2 separate regions of the Homo sapiens genome follow, and region 1 is linked to region 2. Evidence: chromatin loops called from intact Hi-C (ENCODE). Cell type or tissue: dorsolateral prefrontal cortex. All regions are shown on one strand. Each heading gives the region's core, and the rest is flanking DNA. Links, peaks and the distances in the headings are about the cores only. Region 1 overlaps LINC00929 (long intergenic non-protein coding RNA 929). Region 2 overlaps LINC02346 (long intergenic non-protein coding RNA 2346).

Region 1 (5,381 bases), core at 229-5,228, 88 kb after region 2:
TACATGTCTATTCATGTCTGAAACTTGCATGTGTTCAACGAGTCTATTATTATTATCATTAGAGAGTTTTCACAGTGAGGCAAAAATAAGATAGATTTTTAGTTAGAATTGAAGTCAAGGTCACAGTGACACTTATGCTGAAAACTTTAGGCAAGTTATATGTCTCCGCCGGCCTACTGCACCACACATCCAACAGGACTTGTGAAGCAGCTGGTCCTTCACTCAGCAGAGCTTCGTGTGCACTGCCACTGGTAGAAGCCTTATAACCATAACAAGTGAGGCCTCCAATACTAATGGCAGAGTCAGTGGACACGCTGAAAGGAAGCTCAGCAAAGATGCAAATGTGTTCCGATTTAAAAATTTTACGGGAAGCTGATGGAAGCACGGAGTAGCCTGGCATTTGCCATTGGTTCTCTGATTTTGGAGACGGGAAAACTTCCTGCTGGCAAAGAAAATTTGCAATGATGATCCTGGTTTTGAATGGAGGCTGAATTCAGGAGATTTACCAGAACGAGAAGACGTAATCTTGAGTCTGGTTTCACCAGGTTTGTTATAAGAGGCTACAGCCAGATTCGTGTGGGCAGAAACTCCTAACTCCTTAAAAAACTGTGACACTGGCCACGCGCAGTGGCTCATGCCTGTAATCCCAACACTTTGAGAGGCCGAGGTGGGTGGATCGCCTGAGGTCGGGAGTTTGAGACCAGCCTGACCAACGTGGAGAAACCCCGTGGGAGGCGGAGCTTGCAGTGAGCCGAGATCGCGCCACTGCACTCCTGCCTGGGCTACAGAGCGAGACTCCGACTCAAAAAAAAAAAAAAAAAAAAAAAGAAAAAAGAAAAAAGAAAAAAAAGAAAAGAAATACAAAATTAGCCAGGCATGGTGGTGCATGCCTGTAATCCCAGCTACTTGGCAGGCTTAGACAGGAGAATCGCTTGAACCCAGGAGTCGGAGGTTGCAGTGAGCTGAGATTGCGCTACTGCACTCCAGCCTGGGCAGCAAGAACGAAACTCTGTCTCAAAAATAAAAAGACTGTGATGTTAATATCTTGAATATTTGTCCAGAAGGCTTTTTAAAATTTTATTTATTTATTTATTTTTTTGAGACGGAGTCTTGCTCTGTCGCCCAGGCTGGAGTGCAGTGGCGCAATCTCGGCTCACTGCAAGCTCCGCTTCCCGAGTTCACGCCATTCTCCTGCCTCAGCCTCCCGAGTAGCTGGGACTACAGTCACCCACCACCACGCCCGGCTAATTTTTGTATTTTTAGTAGAGACGGGGTTTCACCGTGTTCGCCAGGATGGTCTCGATCTCCTGACCTCATGATCCGCCCACCTCGGCCTCCCAAAGTGCTGGGATTACAGGCATGAGCCACCACGCCCGGCCCAGAAGACTTTTATAGATCTTTGCAAAGCATATGTTTGTACCTTATTTTTATCTTTTTGGTTTTTTTGAGACAGAGCCTTGCTCTGTCACCCAGACTGGAGTGCAGTGGTGCGATCTTGGCTCACTGCAACCTCCACCTCCCAGGTTCAAGCGATTCTCCTGCCTCAGCTTCCTGAGTAGCTGAGACTACAGGCACCGGCCACCACGAATGGATAATTTTTATATTTTTAGTAGAGTCGAGGTTTCACCATGTTGGCCAGGCTGGTCTGGGACTCCTGACCTCAAGTGATATACCCATCTCAGCCTCTGAAAGTGCTGGAATATCTTTATCATTTTTTTTGTAATCAATTCAGTATTTGAATAGGGATAAAATTGATTTCTGGGACTAGACTTCTCATGTATGCTATTAGCCCCTCAGCAGATAAGATCCACCTTAAAATGTCCAGACTTCCAGCTCTCTCCAGCAACAAATCAAGGTGTCAGCCAGCAGCTCGGGCCTGCCTTGAGAGTCACTGTGGGGATTAAGTGAGATGAACACCGCAGTATGGAACCAGAGGACTCCCCGTGACAACTCCGACTCAGGGAGCCTTGGTGTGGCTCGCAGAGGAGACAGGCAGTGCCCCAAGTCATGTGTCGTCGAGAAGCCTTTTCCACTTCTGGTCCCTCGTGTCCACTTAACATCCCCCTACATTAAAACACTCGGATGCATAATCGCCTGAGTAGCCTACTTAATAATAATTTGTTAATATCCTTCACAGTGTCAGGAGAAGGTTGTCTGGAGAAGTTTTATTGTATTTTAAGTTTTATATCGTTTTAGTTTAGTTCACTTCTTTTGTATCAAATACCTTAAACAAGAGTGCTTATATCTTTTTCCCCCAGCCTTCTGCAGAATTCCACATTAAACAGGATGAAGAATAGGTTGTTAGCAGACTGAGGTACTTGGGGCAACATTTCGTACACAACAGGAGGGAGAAACGACTCCAGGTGAGGAGTCTAACCAAGTTCTCTGGCTGGGCGAGTGCACGGGGGAACACTGTGGGCTTTGAGGGGGTGTGTGCCAGTCACACAGGAGCGGCATTGCTGCCCTCTTCACTGTATGCAGGCCACTGTGCTGGCACAGCCATGCTTCCCCCTGTTAGACACAATGGTGATTCTTAGGGTTGACATTGTGGCTGTATAGTTGCTGAGTTCATCTTTGTGTCTGATGGACCGAGTAATGCTGCCCCATGGAGGAGAACCATGGGTTTAATCTCTAAATCACCACCTCCACGTTGTTTTTAGAAAAACAATCAGATTTTGGTGAAACTGATGTTTGCAAGTGTGAGTGAGCCCCATGTGCTGAAGCTTCAGGAACCCCTGAGATGGCACAAGTTCTGCCGTACTGGGCAACGGATGGTCTTGAAGCACACAAGACACTGGAAGACATGAGGGCAATTGCTACACGCCAAGCCCGGTGCCAAGCACGTTGTGCAGGTTGTTTCGTTGATTCCGGGCCTGGCCTTTGAGATCTGTGGAGGATACCATGAACTGGCTGGCTCTGCATCCTGCTTGCAGGCGCTGGCAAGCTGGAACCTGCTTTTCTACGCCACACTGCAGAGGGCCCTGAATGTGATCTATGATTGCAACAAGCAGCCCTGATGCGGATCCGGAGGGCAGGGATGACGTGGGGGCTGCCTTTCTGGTTGACCTGCTGGTAAGCATGGCCTCATGGATCTATCACCAACAGCACCCAGTCACTTGGGGAGGCCGAGTGGCAGGGCTGGGGCATCCATCAGGGTTTGATTTTGCTTATGTGGACCGGCAGGTGCAGCACAGCTGCATTTTAGTGCAGGGCTTCCTGATCCTGCTGCACAGCTAACACCGTTCTTCCCGAAGGCAGCAGCTCCCCCACGGGGCTGTTTCCCCAGTTCTGGGCATCAGTCCCAGAGGCAAAGACGGGAGCCATCCACTCTGACTCTGCCAACAATTCTGTGAGCACCCAGTTCTCTGTATGAAATTCCTTTCTGCTTTAGATAATTAAAATAACTTTTCTTCCCCTGCAACTGAACTGAGTGATAAGCATGGGAATTATTATTTTGATTCATAAATGAGGCAACTGGGGCTCAGTAAGGTTAAGAGCAAATGATGACTAAGAGTCAGAGGATGGGCGGGGTGTGGTGGCTCACGCCTGTAATCCCAGCGCTTTGGGAGGCCAAGGCGGGCAGATCACGAGGTCAGGAGATAGAGACAATCCTGGCTAACGCGGTGAAACCCTGTCTCTACCAAAAACACAAAAAAATTAGGAAGCAGAACAGGAGCACCATACTGGTTGGGAGAGAAGTTTTGATATACATTTAATATGAGTTCCAGAGGTGAAAGTAAAAAGAGAGGATGATAATGTTTGAAGAAGTGAGAGTTATCCTTCTTCCAGAATTCATTAAAGATATTGTTCCTTATTCAGGAAGTACTAGTACTGAGAAGGACTCATTTGTAAACTAAAACGCACCAAGGTATCGATCACCAAAGACAAAGAACCGAACCTAAAGCAGGTTACTTTAAAATAGAAGAAACAATTAGACTCACAGCAGGCTTCTCAACTTGAACTGTAGAGCTGGGATCAGCAAACTACAACCCATGGTCTGGATGGCTGCCTGTGCAAATACAGTTTTATTGGCACAGATACGCCCACTTATGCACATGTCTTTATGGCCACCTCCACTCTTCAATAGCATTGTTGAGTACCTGTGATGGAAACCACATGGTCTGCATGTGGTTGATTCTTAAACAAGCCCTCTGTTTCAGAAAATGTTTGCTGACCCCTGGTATGGAGAACAGAATTCAGTGAAATAATATATTTAAAACACTGAGAGAAAATTGCTGACACCTAGAATTCTATACATACTTGAACTTTTTTTTTTTTTTCAGAGGAGGAGGTAAAATAAAAATATTTCAAAAAACAAAAAATTTAGAAAGTTTACCTTCCTTTTTTTTTTTTTTTTTGAAATAAGGGTTAAACTATTTACTTCAGTGGAGGAAATAAAACCCAAATCAAAGGCAGGTACTACAACAAGAAGGGAGCAAAATTTGCTAAATTTATAGGTAAATCTGAAAAAAAGACATTTGTCTTAAAGAATATTAGTAATGATAAAAATGACCAATATTGAGGTCATAAATAAAGATGAAACAAAAATGCTAAGTGACAATAACACGTAAGCTTGTGAGGGTAAGTGGCGATCAGAGCTTGGAATTCAAAACCACTTTTTTATTTTATTGGGAGGAGGGTGGAGACAATGGCTAACTTTATACTTTGTTGTATGAACTGTGTGCATGTTTCCATTTTAAGAGTAGCCTCTAACACAATAAAAATAGAATTGTGTATTGGAGAGGTAAGGCTGAGTGACAGTCAAATCCACAATCTCTAGCCTCCATGTGCACTTTATTCATTATTCACATAAATTCCACTGTAGATTGGGCAATTCCCCAAGGCAGCTGCCCTGCCTGCTGTGCCCCAGCCAATCCTGGGGGCTTTGATGGATTGCGCACACAGGCCATGTTGACATGGCTTCCCCACTCTACACCAAGAGGGAGGGCCAGGCATGGGAGCTCACAGCCACTCTTCTACCTTAGCCTGAGAAATGACATCCAATGGATAACCTCCCTGCAGGGACTCACAGTGCAGTCTAGGGGTACATGGAAAACGTTTGGTGAAAATTCCATCACTGTTGCAACCCATTTTTATGGCTGCCAAATACCCCTTTGTTCCCATATATATCCCAAGGAAGATAGCTCACAAGTCCTCTCGAGTTTTCATGTTCAGTTCAGAGTTCAAGATCTCTTGACCCTATAAATTCCACTATAGGAGGATCGTTAGTCCTTTAGGTGCTGAATCAGCTCAGCTTCCTTGACTGTTTGGAAACTGTGGATCTTCCAACTCAACACACATTGTCCAATTCACACACAAAGTGGAGAATTCACACTGGCCAGAAGTAGTCACCTGGCCTTACCCAGCAACAAAAGGGCTGA
Region 2 (5,381 bases), core at 123-5,122:
AATTATATTTGCTATTCCCACTTGCTTCCCTTGTTCATCATTTCTCTCCTTTCTATACCCTTATCACTTTCCATCTGTTTTCAAAACAAGCAAAGGTGCTCCCAGGTGTCATCACCTAGGACTTCTAATTAAGTGCCCTTTGAGGAATTAATACGATGAGTTGTAGGAGTTAATATGATGATCTGTACAGAGCTCCGTGGTTGTCTATTTTCCTGGTCCCCATCTCTGCAGTAGATCATTACAGAAATAGGCTTCAAACCACTGGGCGAACTATGGCATTAGTCAGGGGCAAGGCTAAGTGGCTGCAAGAAAGAGAATAACATTTCATACCTTAAGTACAAAGAAGTCTGTTTTTTTCTCACGTAGAAACCAGGAAATATAAACAGTTGTCACTAAGTATCTTTGGAGGATTAGTCCGAGGACCTCCCTCAAATACCAAAATCCAGGGATGCTCAATTCCGTGGTACAAAATGAAGTAGCGTTTGCATATAACCAAGGTACGCCCCCTCCCCGTATACTTTAAATCATCTATAGATTATATATACCACCTAATGCAAAGTAAATGCCATGTAAATAGTTGTTATGCTGTATTGTTTAGGGAATAATGACAAGAAAAAGATCTTGTATATGTTTAGTACAGGTGCATTTTTGTTTAATATTTTCAATCCAAGGTTAGTTGAATTCACAGATATGGAACCTCCAGACACGGAGGGCTGACTAAAGAAGCTCTTGGTTCCATGTGGCCATTCGAGGAGCAAGGCTCCTTTTCTCTTGTTTTCATGCCATCTGGAACTTTCTCTGTATGTGTCTGGTGAAGTGGGACTCCCGATGTGCCTGTGCCCCCGCTCTTGGGAGGGGCACAGCATGGAGAAGACTATGATGCTATCTGGCTTTTGCTTTGCATTGCTTTGTCTTTCTGTAAATGCAAATGAGAATATTGCTTTCTAATTAGAAAATGCAGATTGCTCTTAGTTCCATTTAATGTGCTTTGAATTCTGGCCCAATATTGTATAGTTGACCCTTGAACAATGCATGGGTTAAAGGTGCCGAACCCATAATAGTCAGAAATCCACAGGAAACTTTTGACACTCCAAAAAACTAACCACTGATAGCCTAATGTTGACAGAAAGCCTTATCAATCACATAAACAGTTGATTACCACATCTTTTATATGTTATATGTATTATGTACTAAATTCTTACAATAAAGTAAGAGAAAATGTTATTAAGAAAATCATAAGAGAAAATGTATTTCCTATTCATTACATGGAAGTGGATCTTCATAGAAGTTTTCATCCTCATGATCTTCACATTGAGTAGGCTGAGGAGGAAGAAGATGAGGGCTTGGCCTTGCTGCCTCAAGGGTGGCAGAGGCGAAAGGTGGAGGAGGTAGAAAGGGAGGCAGGAAGGACTTATTAAGTATGAATGGACTCTCTCAGTCCAAAACCATGTTGCTCAAAGGTCAACTGTAGATGAGAAAAATTGCTCCCAGGCTGATTTCCAATGTCTAGTAAGCGCGTGTCTACCATTGTGCTTCCAGAGGGAGATGAAATAAGAGCATATTCTTTGGGTTATCTGGAAAAACCTAATGCTCAGAATGCACCACCACCAAGCTCTATTTGCTTCCCTCTACCACCATCTGGAGCAGCCTGACTACTTACGGGAATTGCACCTCTCAAATATAATTTCCTGCATGGACTTCTGCCTTCAGTCCAGAGGTGGAAAATTGCAGGAAACATTGCCTTCACGCTGTCGCAGAGGAAAAACTCTGATAAGTTGTAGTATCATGGTGGTGGTGGTTGTTTTAAGCACACCAGAGAGCTGAGGACATAAAGAAATCTAAGCTAATTAATTTCTAGAAAGGTATACGATTTTTCCAGGTGAAAACAGACCCAGGAATGCTTTTATCCCTGGGGACAAAGTGAAATGAAGAGCAAACTTGCAACAGGATGACGGTTAGGACAGAAAAGCCAACATTTTAGCAAATGTTTAACATCCATGCATGATTTGTCATGATGGATTAGAAACCCAAGCAGTATTTACATAACAGTAGACATATATATCCATGGAACAAGACAGAGAGCCCATAAATAGATCCACACATAAATGGCCAATTGATTTGCAACAAAGCTATGAAAGCAATTCAATGAGGAAAAGAGCTTCTTTTCTATAAATGATGCTAGAACATTTGGATGTGTGTGTATGTGTGTATATATATATATATATATATACACACACACATATACATATATATGTGATATAAGATGCATTATGTTTATAAATAAAGATAAAACTATAAAGTCTTAAGGAAAATATAAAATATCTGCATATGCTTGGGAAAGATTTCTAAGACATGACACAAAATGCATTAACCATTTAAATAGATGATAAATTGAACATGATCACAATTAAAAATTTCTGCTTATGCAAAGCCACCACTTAAAAAAATGGAAGGACAAGTCATGTTTTGGGAGAAAATAGTCACTTCCTAAAAATCATGTTAGTGCCTAGTCTCAGGGCAAAAATGCTTTAAATTGCATGTTTCATTCTATTGCCTTCCAAATGCTAGTTCCATGATAAATCCTCATACTCATTTGTGGCAGCCTGAGTTGGAGAGCAGATGACCCTATTAGAACAACTGACAGCCTTTCCAATCCATACAATGTCTCAGTTTTTCTTCCATGTTGTTAAAAATAATCTCATAAACCAGAAAATCCAGCAGGGGGGTGTAGAATTCCAGTTTCTAGGACATTACACATTTATTTGGAAAATGAGTTTTTTCTTTATTGCTACAATTCAGGAATCCTGCTCAATATTGACCACAGAATAGACAGAACTTCTTAAATGCGTCTGTGACTGAGCAGTGATTAAGCAGCTTCTTTCTCTGAGCTGGTCAGTTTCTTTTCTGAGTTACTGTTAACAAGGGTGTTCTTGTGGCTGCTTTGTAAGCAAACATTGGTCAGACTGAAATTGATTTGAAACATTCACACCACTTGAATGAGTAACCAATATTATTACTAATGTTGATAAAAATAATTGAATGCAACTCTATTTTTATAAGCAGAAATTCTTTTCAAGGGGGAAAGTCTATTTTCTCTAAATTATTCAGAAATACCAAGGTGTTATGGACACATATTATATACTTAATAAGAAATACTAAGTATGTGTCTGTACCCTTATAAAATTAAATAAACATATGTAAAATGCTTCCAAAAAATATTTACAAAAGAGAGCATCAAATATCCTTCAGAAATACACACAATTTTCATAATAAAAGCAAGTTAGAACATTATGAGGCAATGTGGCCATATTGTTCAGAAACCAGACTGCCTATTTTTATTTTAAATTTATTTATTTATTTATTTTGAGTCAAAGTCTTGCTCTGTCACCCACTCTGGAGTGCAGTGGCGTGATCTTGGCTCACTGCAACCTCCATCTCCTGGGTTCAAGTGATTCTCCTGCCTCAGCCTCCCACATAGCTGGGACTACAGGTGTGCGCCACTTCGCCTGGTTAATTGTTTTTGTAGAGATGTGGTCTTGCTGTGTTGCCCACTCCAAGCCTTATGCTATCCTCCTGCTTTGGCCTCCCAAAGTGCTGGGATTGCAGACATAAGCCGCCATCCCTGGCCCAAACTGCCCATTTCAGAGAAATCCCTTCCTTCTTTGCCATCAGATCTGTTATATTTCTTTTTAGTCATTTATACTTCTGGATCAACAGAACTTAACTTTATGGACTTTCAACAAGAGCTGGAAAAATAATACAGGAAGCTGAACCAAGAGACAAAGTTACACGCACCTCAAGCACATGCCTGGAACCATAAGGTGCATCTTAGTCGCCCTGTGTTTGTGGTTCACACCTCTTTCCCTCTCTCTTCAAAACACACGTGTGCAAGAAGAGCAATGATGAGCTCATGGAAGAGGCAGTTGCTGCCCTATCTTTGGAATCAAAAGGCCTCCCTCAGGCTTTGCTGGGCCACTTTCCCGCCCCTGTAACCAACTGCAATCAGGCTTCCTGCACTCACTTCCCACCTCTGCCATCTGCCTGCCAGGGAGAGGGGATGTGCCTGGCCTCACATGGGAAGAAGGAAGAGGCATCTGCAGCGGAGAGGCATTTGCAAACAGACCCAGAGAGCAGGATTTGCGGACAGGAGGCCTGTGGTGAGGAAGAATCCTCCTGCCAGGCCCACAAGGCTGAGGCAGTCGGCCGCTTAAAACCCAGCTCCCCTAGACTTGAGTCAGGGTTAGGAGGGATCCTGATTCCTTGGACATCTTTAGGAGAAACATGGTATTTTTATGCTGCATTGAAACAAATAAATCTCTGTATGCCTTACAATTAATGAAGCAGATTTAAAGCATTTTCAATAGCTAGTATCACATTTTCAACTACTTTTCCCTTCGGTCCCTGGGCTGCGGCTGGGATGTGCCCTGACCTCTGTCATTCTGCCCCTTGTTTATTCCACTGTCTCCTGTAAAACTCCTAAAGGGTCTTATATGAAGGTGGGGTTTTTTTTGTTTTTTTTTTAAAACGAATTTTCGCTCTGTAGTCCAGGCTGGAGTGCGGTGGCTCAATCTCAGCTCACTGCAACCTCCGCCTCCCAGGTTTCAGCCTCCAGAGTAGCTGGGAATACAGGTGTGTTGCTTCCACACCCAGCTAATTTTTGTATTTTTAGTAGATACAGGGTTTCCCCATGTTGCCTGGGCTGATCTCGAACTCCTGGTCTCAAGTGATCCGCCTGCCTCAGCTTCCCAAAGTGCTGGGATTACAGGTGTGAGCCACTGTGCCTGGCCAGAAAGTTATTAAAACTTCTCCACATCTTGCTTTCCTCGCCTGTGAGCAACACCTTTTCATCTCACAGGGTGTGTGAGCTTCATGAGAGCGTCTTAATGGGAAGCCAGTACAGGGATGGCAGCAGGTTAATTGTGGTAATGATGAGGTCAGTTTCCCTCCTTCTGCAGGAGTCTCCTTGCAGGGGGAACATGCCTGTTCAAAGAAAGCCTTTATTTTGCTTTTTAAAAAAAAAATTATAAATTTTTTTTAATTTTTAATTTTTGTGGGCACATAGTAGGTGAATATTTATGGGGTACATGAAATATTCTGATACAGGCATGCAATGCATAATAATCACATCATGAGAAATGGTGTGTCTATCTCCTCAAGCATTTATCTCTTGTGTTGCAAACAATCCAATTATATACTCTTATAGTTATTTCAAAATGAACAATTAAATTATTAATGACTGCAGTCACCCTGTTGTGCTGTCAAATACTAGACATTATTTATACTTTCTATTTTTTGTACCCATTAACCATCCCTACCTCCCCACCAACCCTCACTCCCCTTCCCAGACTCTGGTAAACATCCTTCTATTCTCTATGCCCATG

What was found. Hi-C counts contacts between places; a loop is a spot of excess contacts. Peaks named below come from ENCODE experiments on the same cell type or tissue, not always from the same donor. Only the 100,000 strongest peaks of a DNase experiment are listed, where the experiment ranks them.
Region 1: it touches region 2 in a loop (2.0-fold over the local background); 2 of 110 quality-filtered maps call a loop at or near these places.

Annotation. Positions count from the first base shown.
Region 1 is chr15:26,122,951-26,128,331 of GRCh38, forward strand. It overlaps LINC00929 (long intergenic non-protein coding RNA 929), which reads left to right. Exons shown (of 6, transcript NR_038852.1): 3 at 2,259-2,363. The region is part of intron 3 of LOC105370739 (a long non-coding RNA gene); the gene reads right to left. Among named protein-coding and RNA genes, the nearest start is that of LINC00929, 9.8 kb to the left of the region's middle. RefSeq lists an enhancer at 3,192-3,884. In dorsolateral prefrontal cortex, for the core only: a CTCF peak has its summit at 3,294; a DNase peak (open chromatin) is centred at 3,271; H3K27ac peaks cover 478 bases.
Region 2 is chr15:26,034,846-26,040,226 of GRCh38, forward strand. The region is part of intron 2 of LINC02346 (long intergenic non-protein coding RNA 2346); the gene reads left to right. Among named protein-coding and RNA genes, the nearest start is that of TRE-TTC2-2, 45 kb to the right of the region's middle. In dorsolateral prefrontal cortex, for the core only: a CTCF peak has its summit at 2,738; no DNase peak of the experiment used is centred there.